Linked DNA regions of Homo sapiens: all the other regions are linked to region 3. The links are chromatin contacts, found by Hi-C or POLR2A ChIA-PET in ENCODE. All regions are on one chromosome and are shown on one strand. The core of a region is the stretch at or near the end of the contact, and the rest is flanking DNA. Distances in the headings are between cores, read along the strand shown.

Evidence for each region. Hi-C counts contacts between places; a loop is a spot of excess contacts on that map. ChIA-PET counts read pairs that join two places held with the same protein, here RNA polymerase II (POLR2A). Pooled maps may share reads with other maps.
Region 1: a loop to region 3 is called in a map of naive thymus-derived CD4-positive, alpha-beta T cell, with 7 times the contacts of the local background. The contact joins the promoter of FUBP3 here to the enhancer-like site in region 3. A Hi-C loop is called at or near these places in 1 of 168 maps with a recorded cell type or tissue (naive thymus-derived CD4-positive, alpha-beta T cell), 1 of 37 single-sample maps with no recorded cell type and 5 of 50 pooled maps. POLR2A ChIA-PET finds 5 or more read pairs at or near these places in 1 of 52 experiments (activated B cell).
Region 2: a loop to region 3 is called in a map of natural killer cell, with 3 times the contacts of the local background. The contact joins two enhancer-like sites. A Hi-C loop is called at or near these places in 1 of 168 maps with a recorded cell type or tissue (natural killer cell) and 5 of 50 pooled maps. POLR2A ChIA-PET finds 5 or more read pairs at or near these places in 3 of 52 experiments (T-cell and activated naive CD4-positive, alpha-beta T cell).

Annotation. Positions count from the first base shown.
Region 1 is chr9:130,577,211-130,580,879 of GRCh38, forward strand. FUBP3 (far upstream element binding protein 3) reads left to right here and starts at 2,367. Exons shown (of 19, transcript NM_003934.2): 1 at 2,367-2,554. The coding sequence starts at 2,471. It overlaps LOC100272217 (a long non-coding RNA gene), which reads right to left and starts at 2,284. Exons shown (of 1, transcript NR_027440.1): 1 at 140-2,284. LOC124902286 (a long non-coding RNA gene) reads left to right here and starts at 2,630. Exons shown (of 2, transcript XR_007061818.1): 1 at 2,630-3,038; 2 at 3,449-3,669. RefSeq lists a silencer at 2,315-2,684.
Region 2 is chr9:129,861,835-129,865,168 of GRCh38, forward strand. USP20 (ubiquitin specific peptidase 20) reads left to right here. Exons shown (of 26, transcript NM_001110303.4): 9 at 1,352-1,465. Among named protein-coding and RNA genes, the nearest start is that of MIR6855, 6.1 kb to the right of the region's middle. RefSeq lists an enhancer at 1,382-1,551 and a silencer at 3,096-3,334. Within about 2 kb of position 1,442, at least 5 of the 41 ENCODE cell types and tissues checked have a DNase peak (open chromatin) inside an H3K27ac peak, as active enhancers do; they include natural killer cell, where a contact is called at or near this core.
Region 3 is chr9:130,126,438-130,129,991 of GRCh38, forward strand. It overlaps GPR107 (G protein-coupled receptor 107), which reads left to right. Exons shown (of 18, transcript NM_020960.5): 16 at 1,046-1,129; 17 at 2,203-2,324. Among named protein-coding and RNA genes, the nearest start is that of GPRACR, 16 kb to the right of the region's middle. RefSeq lists an enhancer at 2,521-2,740. Within about 2 kb of position 1,959, at least 28 of the 41 ENCODE cell types and tissues checked have a DNase peak (open chromatin) inside an H3K27ac peak, as active enhancers do; they include natural killer cell, where a contact is called at or near this core.

The sequences.
Region 1 (3,669 bases), core at 1,117-3,616, 450 kb after region 3:
TTAACCTCTAAGAATCTTTCCCTGTCTTCTTTGGACAAGATCATCTCATTCATTCATTTCACAAATACTGAGAGCCAACCAAATGCCAGGCATTGGTGCTAGGTGGTAGGGAGAGCAATTAACAAGACAAACATAGACCTTATGTCAGCAGAGGCTTTATTCTAGTGGAAAAGGCAGACAATAAACATATAACTGCATGATGATTTAAAAGCAACTGTGATAAGTGCTATAACAAGATGATGAAGTCTAGGGTGTTAGTAGAACAATTAACAGTGAACATGACAAGCTCAGGGTCATCTTCATCTTCTGTGCCCCCAAATATAAGTGACCTGCTCAAAGTTAACCAGTAAAAGAGGGGAAAACAAAACTGTCTTCCTACTTAGGGATTCTCTGGTCTTTGGACCAAACCTTGGAATACAACTTACATTTGGGCCAATAGCCTTGTTTTCCCTATTTATACTCATAGGGAAAGCCAGCTGGAATATGCATGAATCAACATTCTAACCTCAGAGATATATTTCTAAAATTCAAAACAGAAGTTATCACTGATACTTGGTTCAGCTGAACGACTGTGTTCATGAAAGTTGATACCATTGCCATTCCTTGATTTTTACAAGCATAGCAAACTTAAAACGCTCAACACACCCAGAATGGGCAATAAATGGATGTGTTGGCATGGTCCTCCTCGTGCTGGCACTTCAACAACACAGCAAGCTATGTACTTTTGAACAGGGGTTGGAACATTTTTTCTGAAAGCAATCTTCAATCTTGCAATTTTGCCAAATTCTTTTATTTTGCCATAATCTATGAATTATTCTACTTGGCATTATTGAATGCAAAATAAGTTTACTAAGCACCTACTATGTGCCACACCCTAGGGATACAGGGAAAAATAAGTCTCTGCTCTAAAGTAACTCACAGTCTAGGAAAGAAGTCATTAACAAATAAATAACTATACTTTGGTTATTGGTCAAGTATTCCTCATACTTCTTTAGAATGCCCAAAGCTCTCTTGGCATAATGACACAGTGAGGGGTGAGGGTGGGGTCATCAAGGAAAGTTATATGGGACTTTTTTCCCCAAGAAAGGGTCTTGCTCTGTCACCCACGCTGTACTGCAGTGGCGTGATCATAGCTCACTGCAGCCTTGACCTCCAGGGCTCAGGTGATCCTCCCACTCCAGCCTCCCAAGTAGCTGGGACTACAGGTGTTTGCCACCACGCCCAGCTAATTATATTTTTTGTAGAGACGGGGTCTCACTATGCTGCCTAGGCTGGTCTTGAATTTCTGGGCTCAAGAGTTCTGCCTGCCTTGGCCTCCCAAACTGCTAAGATTACAGGCGTGAGCTACCGCACCCGGCCCGTATTGGATTTTATTTATTTCCTTTTCTTGGTGCTCATCCTCCTTCACAACTTCAAGATGGGCATAAGATGTTTGACAACATGGTTCTTCATTAAGTCCAACTCCTTATCATAATAGGGCTTGGGAAATATTAAACACGAGGGCAATCGTGCTAACACAAAAATGGGCGCCCCCTAAACCTTGTTACTTGTTTGCTCACTTATAAGAAGAGCCAACTCAAAGGCTCAACTGAATTCTAGCACTAAGATTCCTTCCTTGCTGTAGAAGATCTGTACCTGGTCACTTCCATTAAAGTTACATAGGCGTTCCAAGAAGCCTCCTGCAATACAGTTGTGACTCAGCCGGTATGGGAGTAATGACGGTCCTGTGGTATTTCCTGCACCCCCAGAGTCCCAGAGTTTGTTAAGGACCGTGTAAGAGGACACCACGCTGGCTTTTCAGTGGGCGCGTCTCTCCTGGGGGCATCACCAGACAACCCCAGGCGGAAGTGGCGGTGGCCCATCCTCATGCAAACTGCAGTGTAAGAACTGGGGCCCGGGACTCCTCGCAAATGTGGGACACTGACATTCTGTGATGCTGTCCCAATGCCCTTTCAAAGCGCTCAGCCCCCAAATTCCCAACCAACAGCCATTTCAGGGAGGGGCTACCCAGGACCAGGCTTTTGATGAACCACGACTGTTCGGGGTGCCGTCTTGGGAGAGCCACGTCAGTCCCTCTGAGATTCCAAACGGCCGACAGCGGACACCTCGGGACCACATCCAAGCCTCGGGGACCTGTCAAGACGCCATCGACGGTCCTGGACCAAATCCCGCCCGGGAAGGGAAGGGTCGCGACCGGACCCTGGAGACCCACGGCTGCCTGGCGATCTGAGCCCACCCCGGCGCTGCCGTCCCGCCCCCACTTCCGATCGGTCGAAGGTCACGTGCCCTGACCCCGCCCCGCAGACGCGACTCCTCCAGCTGCGAGCGTCCCGGCTTTCCCTTCCGCCGGAAGTAGGGCGACTTTCCTTTTCCGGCTACGGGTCCCCAAGCGGAGCGGGAGGCCGGACCGGGGAGCCGAGCGGCGGCGTCGGCGGCGTCGGCGGCGGCGGCGACGGCGGCGGGGGCGGTAATGGCGGAGCTGGTGCAGGGGCAGAGCGCTCCTGTGGGGATGAAGGCCGAGGGCTTCGTGGATGCCCTGCACCGGGTCCGGCAGGTACGGGCGCAGCCGGCTGGCAGGAGCACGAGATCCCGAGGCGGGGCCTGGCGGGCGGGGAAGAGGGGTTCGGGCCTGGGGGGCGGGAGGCAGCCTGAACCGACGTCTCAGCCGGGCCGGGCCGTTCCGTGGAGTTCCTACAGCCGGGAGGAGCCGGGGGGATAAGGCGCCACTGCGAGGCCCAGGCCCGGCCTGTCGGGCGGGTCTCCCAGGTGCCTGAAGTCGCTGGGAAAGGGTTTGCTTAGAGCGTCTGGCCCCATCGTGCCCCAGCGGCCAGCCTGGACCCACAGTGTAGCTAGCGCGGGGTTCTGAACCTCGCGAGGGGAGGGGTCCGGGAAGCCCACGGGGAGGATCTGGGTGTAGACATAAAGCAGCTGTCTGACGCCCAGTAGCTTGTTAAAACTTGGGGAACATCGTCTTTAGACTTTCTGTTGAGTAGAAGGAACTCGAGGGCATCTTATATGTGAGGGTGCTCTTTGGAGAGGTGAGAGAGGGAGGTGTTACATGTGTGGGGGTGGTCCCCAAGATGTAGAAATTTCTCATGGCAAGCTTGCCTCTACTGGGGAGAATGATATGGCCTCATTCCGACATTGAAACTTTACTGTCTGACAATGTCGTGCATTTAATCAAAGTTAAATTAACTGGGTTTTAGAAGGCTCCAGGCTTCCCCAGAGAGTGAATATGGGACCTGCCAAAAATACTTACTGGCTTCTGGCATGGTACTTAGAACAGAACGTGTTCTTCATTTGTATCTAAAACTTACTTACAAGTCAGCCCTAACACTTCAGCTTCCTCGGTTAAGTGTCTTATGTCCTCCTCTCTTCTTATGTAATTGTAAGCGCACTGATACTTTAAAAGTTGGGCTATAACTAATTACTGCTTGATTCCTAACAGAAAGCCACAGGAGTCATTGTATTAGAAGAAGGTCTTCACTCGGGCGCTTGAAGATATGGTCTTTACATCTCTTTCCAGTATTCCAGGGGAGGGAACCCTACCTGTTTCCCTGATAACTGACTTTTCATGTTATATATTGATGCTCCTATAGACATTATATTGGATCCCAGAACTTTCCAAACCTGTGGTTCCACCTAAAATTTTATCTGATGAATTGTTAC
Region 2 (3,334 bases), core at 192-2,691, 270 kb before region 3:
AGTGCTCTGTTGTTTACTGGAAATGATTTAAAGGCCCATCTGCAAGAGAGTATAAATTCTCATAGCCCTTGCAGCAAGTGCAGGAAAAATGGCACAAGACAACATGCATTGAAACAAGAAGGGGTTCAGAATCTGGTGAGTGGGGGAAAAAGGAGGTTATAAAGCATTGCATGGTACAATCCCGTTTTATGGGAGAAATGCGATTTTCCATTAAGGATAAGGCTGTGAGCTCCATGAGGCCAAGGATGTCTCCTGTGTCTGACGTGCTTCTCCTACCCAGTGGAGGTTAGAGATGCAGTATATGTATGCGGGAAGCAGAGAGGGAATGGGTACAAATGCGTAGAAAAGTCTGGAAGGCTATGTCCCAAAATGTTCCTAGTAACTATCCTCAGGTGGCAGGATGCAGGTCAATTATTGTTAATAATTGACCACACCCAGGCTGGGCGCAGTAGCCCACGCCTGTAATCCCAGCACTTTGGTAGGCCGAGGCAGATGGATCACCAGGTCAGGAGATAGAGACCATTCTGGCTAACATGGTGAAACCCTGTCTCTACTAAAAATACAAAAAACTAGCTGGACGTGGTGGCACGCACCTGTAGTCCCAGCTACTGGGGAGGCTGAGGCAGGAGAATCGCTTGAACCCGGGAGGCGGAGGTTGCAGTGAGCTGAGATCATGCCATTGCATTCCAGCCTGGGTGACAGAGCGAGACTCCGTCTCAAAAAAAAAAAGAAAAATTGACCGCACCCAATCCGTTTTAACTTTAATAACCTCTTTAAAGGCCCTGTCTTGGCTGGGCACCGTGGCTTACGCCTGTAATCCCAGCACTTTGGGAGGTCAAGGCAAGTGGATCGCCTGAGGTCAGGAGTTCAAGACCAGCCTGGCCAACTAGTAGAGCCTGTCTCTACTAAAAATACAAAAAAATTAGCCAGGCATTGTGGCATGTGCCTGTAATCCCAGCTACTCGGGAGGCTAAGGCAGGAGAAGCACTTGAACCCGGGAGGCAGAGGTTGCAATGAACCAAGATTGCACCACTGGACTCCAGCCTGGGCAACAGAGGGAGACTCTGTTTCAAAATAATAATAATAATAATAAAAAAATAAGGTAAGATAGATAAGATGAGATAAAATAAAAATGCCCTGTCTCTGGGAGTTAGGGCTTCGCAGATGAATTTTGGAGGATACAATTTTCTCATAACTGGTAGGAGCCTTCTAGTCACCTTCAGGAGTTTCTGGGTCCAGGGCCACTGTGCTCCCTGTGCGAGCACTCAGGGCTCCCCGCTATGCAGCCCTTTCTAAACTGCCGCATGCCTCATTTGCTCTCCTGACCTGGCTCTCTCTCCCCTGCACCCAGCCCGCCGCTGACTCAGTTCTTCTTGGAGTGTGGCGGCCTGGTGCGCACAGATAAGAAGCCAGCCCTGTGCAAGAGCTACCAGAAGCTGGTCTCTGAGGTCTGGCATAAGAAACGGTGAGCAGCTGCATCCCTAGCCTTGGGCGGTGTGTGGGGACTGGGGTTTCCTGTCAGCACCCATGATTGAGTACTTCCTGTGGATTCAGCCCCCAGCGAGGACTTGCCTCACTTTGTCCCGGGTAATGCTTGCAGCAAGCCTGCGGGGTGGAAATTGCATCCAGTCCTGTTTTACAAATAGGGAAACTGAGGTGCAGAGCACTTTAAGTATCTTGCTCAAGGTCATAGAACCTGCAAAAAGTGAGCTAGAATTTGACCTACTGTTGACCCTACCGAGCAGCCACTGGTAGATGTCTTTGCCAAGAGACATGGTGACCCGGCCTCAGCCAGGACTGTGTGTGTAGAAGGAGGTGTGGGGCAGGGGAGCACAGACTGGATGGAGCTTCTGGCACAGTATGAAATTAATTTAAAGATCAGAGTCTGTGATTAGATCTGTTTCTCCAGGAAAAGTCAAAGTTGGGAATAATTTTAAATGAGCACATAGAAATATGTATTATGTGTAGAAGCGGATGAAAAACCAGCGTAGGGCCAGGCGCAGTGGCTCACGCCTGTAATCCCTGCACTTTGAGAGGCTGAGGCAGGTGGATCACGAGGTCAAGAGATCGAGACCGTTCTGGCCAACATGGTGAAACCCCGTGTCTAATAAAAATACAAAAATTAGCTGGGTGTGGTGGCGTGTGCCTGTAGTCCCAGCTACTCGGGAGGCTGAGGCAGGAGAATCACTTGAACCTGGGAGGCGGAGGTGGCAGTGAGCCGAGATCGCACCACTGCACTCCAGCCTGTTGACAAAGCGAGACTCTGTCTCAAAAAAAAAAAAACAAAAACAAAACAAACCAGCATGGGAGAAATATGTATTAAATGTAGAAGCAGATTAAAAACCAGCGTGGGGCCAGATGCAGTCACTGACACCTGTAAATCCAGCACTTTGGGAGGCCGAGGCAGGAGAATCATTTGAGCCTAGGAGTTTGAGACCGGCCTGGACAACACAGCAAGACCCCGCCTCTACAAAAACTACAAAATTAGCTGAGTGTGGTGTGAGCACTTGTGGTCCCAGCTACTCAGGAGGCTGAGGTGGGAGGATCGCTTGAGTCCAGGAAGTTGAGGCAGGCTGCAGTGAGCTTGATCATGCCATTGCACTTCAGCCTGGGCGACAGAGTGAGACCCTGTCTCAAAAAAAAAAAAAAAAAAAAAAAAGTCTGTGTGCAGTGGCTCACTCCTGTAATCCCAGTACTTTGGGAGGCCGAGGCGGGTGGATCGCAAGGTCAGGAGTTCGAGACCAGCCTGGCCAATGTGGTGAAACCCCGTCTCTACTAAAAATACAAAAATTAGCTGGGCATGGTGGCGCGCACCTGTATTCCCAGCACTTTGGGAGGCTGAGACAGGAGAATCACTTGAACTCGGGAGGCGGAGGTTGCAGCAAGCCAAGATCATGCCACTGCACTCTAGCCTGGGAAACAGAGCAAGACTCTGTCCCAAAAAAAAAAAAAAAAAAACCCAGCATGGTACAATATAATTCCGCTTGTGTAAGAAGCCAAGTTTAAATGTGTATCTGTATGTATTTTTGTATATGCATCTGTAGTTTCACAGAACCAGAAATCTAATGGTAAGTATCTGGTGCCATTGGTGGTGGTGTTTTTCTCTTGTACTTTTCTGAAATTTTAGATTTGTCAATAATGAACATGTCTTACTTTTGAAATGAGAAAACCACAGTAAGTGTTTCAGAATGAAAACAAATCATGTTTAGGCGAGTTTGTTGTGCACCAGAAGGAAATGATGCTATTTTATTTGAGCTCTTTGCTTAATTGAGGCAGCTATGACTTGACATTTTCTTCTTGTCTGTAGAGATGTGTGAGCCTCTTGGGGCTCCTG
Region 3 (3,554 bases), core at 709-3,208:
TGGGTTCAAGCGATTCTCTTGCCTCAGCCTCCCGAGTAGCTGGGATTACAGTCATGCGCCACCATGCCACGCCTGGCTAATTTTGTATTTTTAGTAGAGACGGGTTTTCTCCGTGTTGGTCAGGCTGGTCTCGAACTCCTGACCTCAGGTGATCCACCCACCTCGGCCTCCCAAAGTGCTGGGATTATAGGCGTGAGCCATCGCGCCCGGCCCTGTTTCCAAGTCTTTCATCTGTTCGTTTGGCATTGTCACTTCAGACAGTTCCTTTGCTCAAGCAAACATCAGACTTCAGTGGTAGAGAGAGATGCAAGAGCAGACACTCCACTTGGGGTTGATTTTTTTTTTCTTTCTTTGTTTTATTTTTTCTTTCCCATGGATTTTATGTCATCCACCAAATAGGCACAGGTCATCACAGAACCTCTCTTGTTGCATGCAGTGATAATGAGTGGTCCTTGACCAGCAGGCCAGCTGAGCTTAGTCCCCTTGCACAGGCCATGCTCTAGTGGCCAGCACATTGAGTCTTTGTCACTGCAAGGAGAAATGAAGGCATCCTGTCTTGCTAGAGAACTTGGTAGTATTTGTACTTCTGTGAGTGTGGACCTCGAATGCTTGCAGCATCTGCCAGAGAAGAGGACAGAAGTCAGTAATTTCCCTGTGTGGCTTTATTTTGCTATTACTACTGGTAAATATTCCTCAAAGCCTGAGCATAAGAAATAAAATCTTTGGAGATTGAAATCAAGGGCTTATGTCTGTGGATAGGGTGAGGAAGGGTTAAGAACAACCTGACTAAAGTGTCTTGTGCTCCCGGTGGGTGTGGCTGTTAGCAATATCTTGGTCACCTGGAGAGAGAGAAGAAATTCAAGTGTAACTAGCAGAGTAGCCATGTCTCTCCGCTGCACGTATTAATTCACACTGTAAGTGTCACATACTTTTCTTTGAGTGATTCTGTTTTCTGTTTCCTAGTTCATTTGTGAAAGCAAATTGTTAAAGTGGTGTCCTAATTTTAATGTTGATCTGATTTCCTGTTTCTTTCCTCCTCATGCAGATTGTGTGTTACATATACTTCACTAGGATCATTGCATTTCTCCTCAAACTCGCTGTTCCATTCCAGTGGAAGTGGCTCTACCAGGTACGCTGCTCACAGGGCAGAATGCCAGAGAATTTATGCCTGAGGATAAAGTCTTGAAGTGTAACTTAACAGTTGTTACTAATTTATCTGGGAATGACCACTAAGACCTTCCATCTCTTCTTTTTTTTAACTAAAAATTTTTTTTTTAGTTTTTGAGACAGGGTCTCACTCTGTCACCCAGGCTGGAGTGCAGTGGCGCAATCTCAGCTCACTGCAACCTCCACCTCCCGGGTTCAAGCGATTCTCCTGCCTCAGCCTCCTGAGTAGCTGGGATTATAGGGATGCACCACCATGCCCAGTTAATTTTTGTTTTTTTAGTAGAGATGGGGCTTTGCAGTGTTGGCCAGGCTGGTCTCAAACACCTGATCTCAAGTGATCCGCCCACCTTGGCCTCCCAGTGTTCTGGGATTACAGGTGTGAGCCACCACACTTGGCCTCCTTCCATCTCTTCTGGCCTATAATTGAGATGATCTGTTTGTCCAGAAATGCTGCTGGATTCTATGAGGAATCTGAAAATAATTGCATTCTTGATTTTAGTTTTCAGTCTTAAAAGTCAAGAGAAAAGCTTCAGGTAGAGAAAGATTTGCCCTGAATCATTAGAACTTAGATGAGATGTGGTCCTTTCCTTTAGTTACAGGGCTGAGTAGTTAGAATTCAGGCTGCCCTTCTTCTTTGCCCATTTTATTATTTCGATAATAAGTATCTTTGCGACAAACTAGAACTAGCTTAACTACTAGAGGAAGCCACCAAATGACTTTTTTCTTGAATAACTCACTGGGTGCTGTAGGCACTGTGGGAGGAAGTGGGTATGTGGTGAGCTCTTAAAAGCTACCCATGAAGACTGGTGAAAGCACAGCAGAGCACAGCCTCGGAAATGTCAGCCCTGGGCAGGACACTCCTCGTTTAGGCCTCGGCAAGTCTAAGGAAAATGCCCTGTAGCAGGAAGTGGCATCTGAGTAAAGAACCATCGAGTGGTGGGTTGTGGGGAAATATGTCAGTTTGTTGAATTCCACTGCTTTCTGAAGAACAGTGTTGCTAATCTCTTTATTTTGGGGTGGTTTTTAAACTTGCAGCTCCTGGATGAAACGGCCACACTGGTCTTCTTTGTTCTAACGGGGTATAAATTCCGTCCGGCTTCAGATAACCCCTACCTACAACTTTCTCAGGAAGAAGAAGACTTGGAAATGGAGTCCGTGTAAGAAATCTTTCTTCCCTCTTCCTTAGCCCTGACCCCTTTGCCTAACACAAAGCAGCACAGTGTGAATCGGGTCGGCTGCTCTCAGCATTTCGTGGCTGCAGGGGTGGTTCCTCTATTTTTAGCAGAAGGAAGCGGACACTGGAGCCCCAGGCTGTCTGATCTGGTTTGAAGTACAGTATCTGCCAAACCTAGCTGGGTCTTGTCAGGGAAGATGGAACTTGCCGTTCCACTAAGCATCATTGGAGCCTGCTTTCAAGAACTCAGTGGCAAGAACTTAGGAATATACGTGGCCAGTTCACGAGGGAGAACAGGGGGCCGACTTTCTGTCAGGCCCGCCATCAGGCGCTTACGTCTGAAAATGGAATCTTCTGAGTCATCTCTAAGTCTGCTAATGATCCTCAGACATCCTCTATCGTCAGATAACTGCGTGGCTTTTCACAGCACAATGACTTTGACCTATATCTGAGCACTAATAGGGGCTTTTCTGAGTCACACAGTGAATGACTCTAGGGTCCTATTTTCTGGGAAAGGGCCATCATTGTCTAGAAAAATGAGTAGTGATTAAGCATATTTGCTTGTTAACTGAAATTTGATAAGCCAGGTCAATGCTGTGTTTGATGATTAGCCTAAGGCAGAGTTTTCCCTTCTTGGTTCACTGGTATCAAGTGTTCTGCCCCCAGCCCTGGCAGCCTTTGAATTCTTCCCAATTCAGAGGCTGAGACTCGGCCCATGCTAAGCTCTGCTTGGCTGTCAGCGGGTCAGGCAGCATGGGACAGCTCTCTCTGCTCAGCTCCACGGCAACAGTAAAGGAAGGCAGGTCCTGCCAGCGGGCGCCAAACAGCATCTCCCCATGCAGAGGAAGAAACACCTCCTTCTAAACAGTGGAGAGGAGTGCAGGAGGCCCATCAGCTGTGCCTTTCCCAGAAGTGGCAGGATCTGAGCAAGTGTCTGTTGGTTGAAGAGGCACACATGTCAGGCTGGCAACCAGCAGCATCAGGAAATAACCTAAGACGCGGTGTGTTTATCATTCCCCTGCTGGGAGCCTTTGGCTTGGTCCGTCCGCATAACACGGGGTTCTTTGGGTAGGCAGCTAGAAGCCGAGCGGCCGGGTCGCAGCATCGTCTCCTTTACTGCATTGTACTCCACAGTCGTAATGGGAGGTTCCCGCTTCCCACATCCTTTCCCTCAGCCGTTACATCTTGGAGCCTGGATGCATTATGAAGGTAT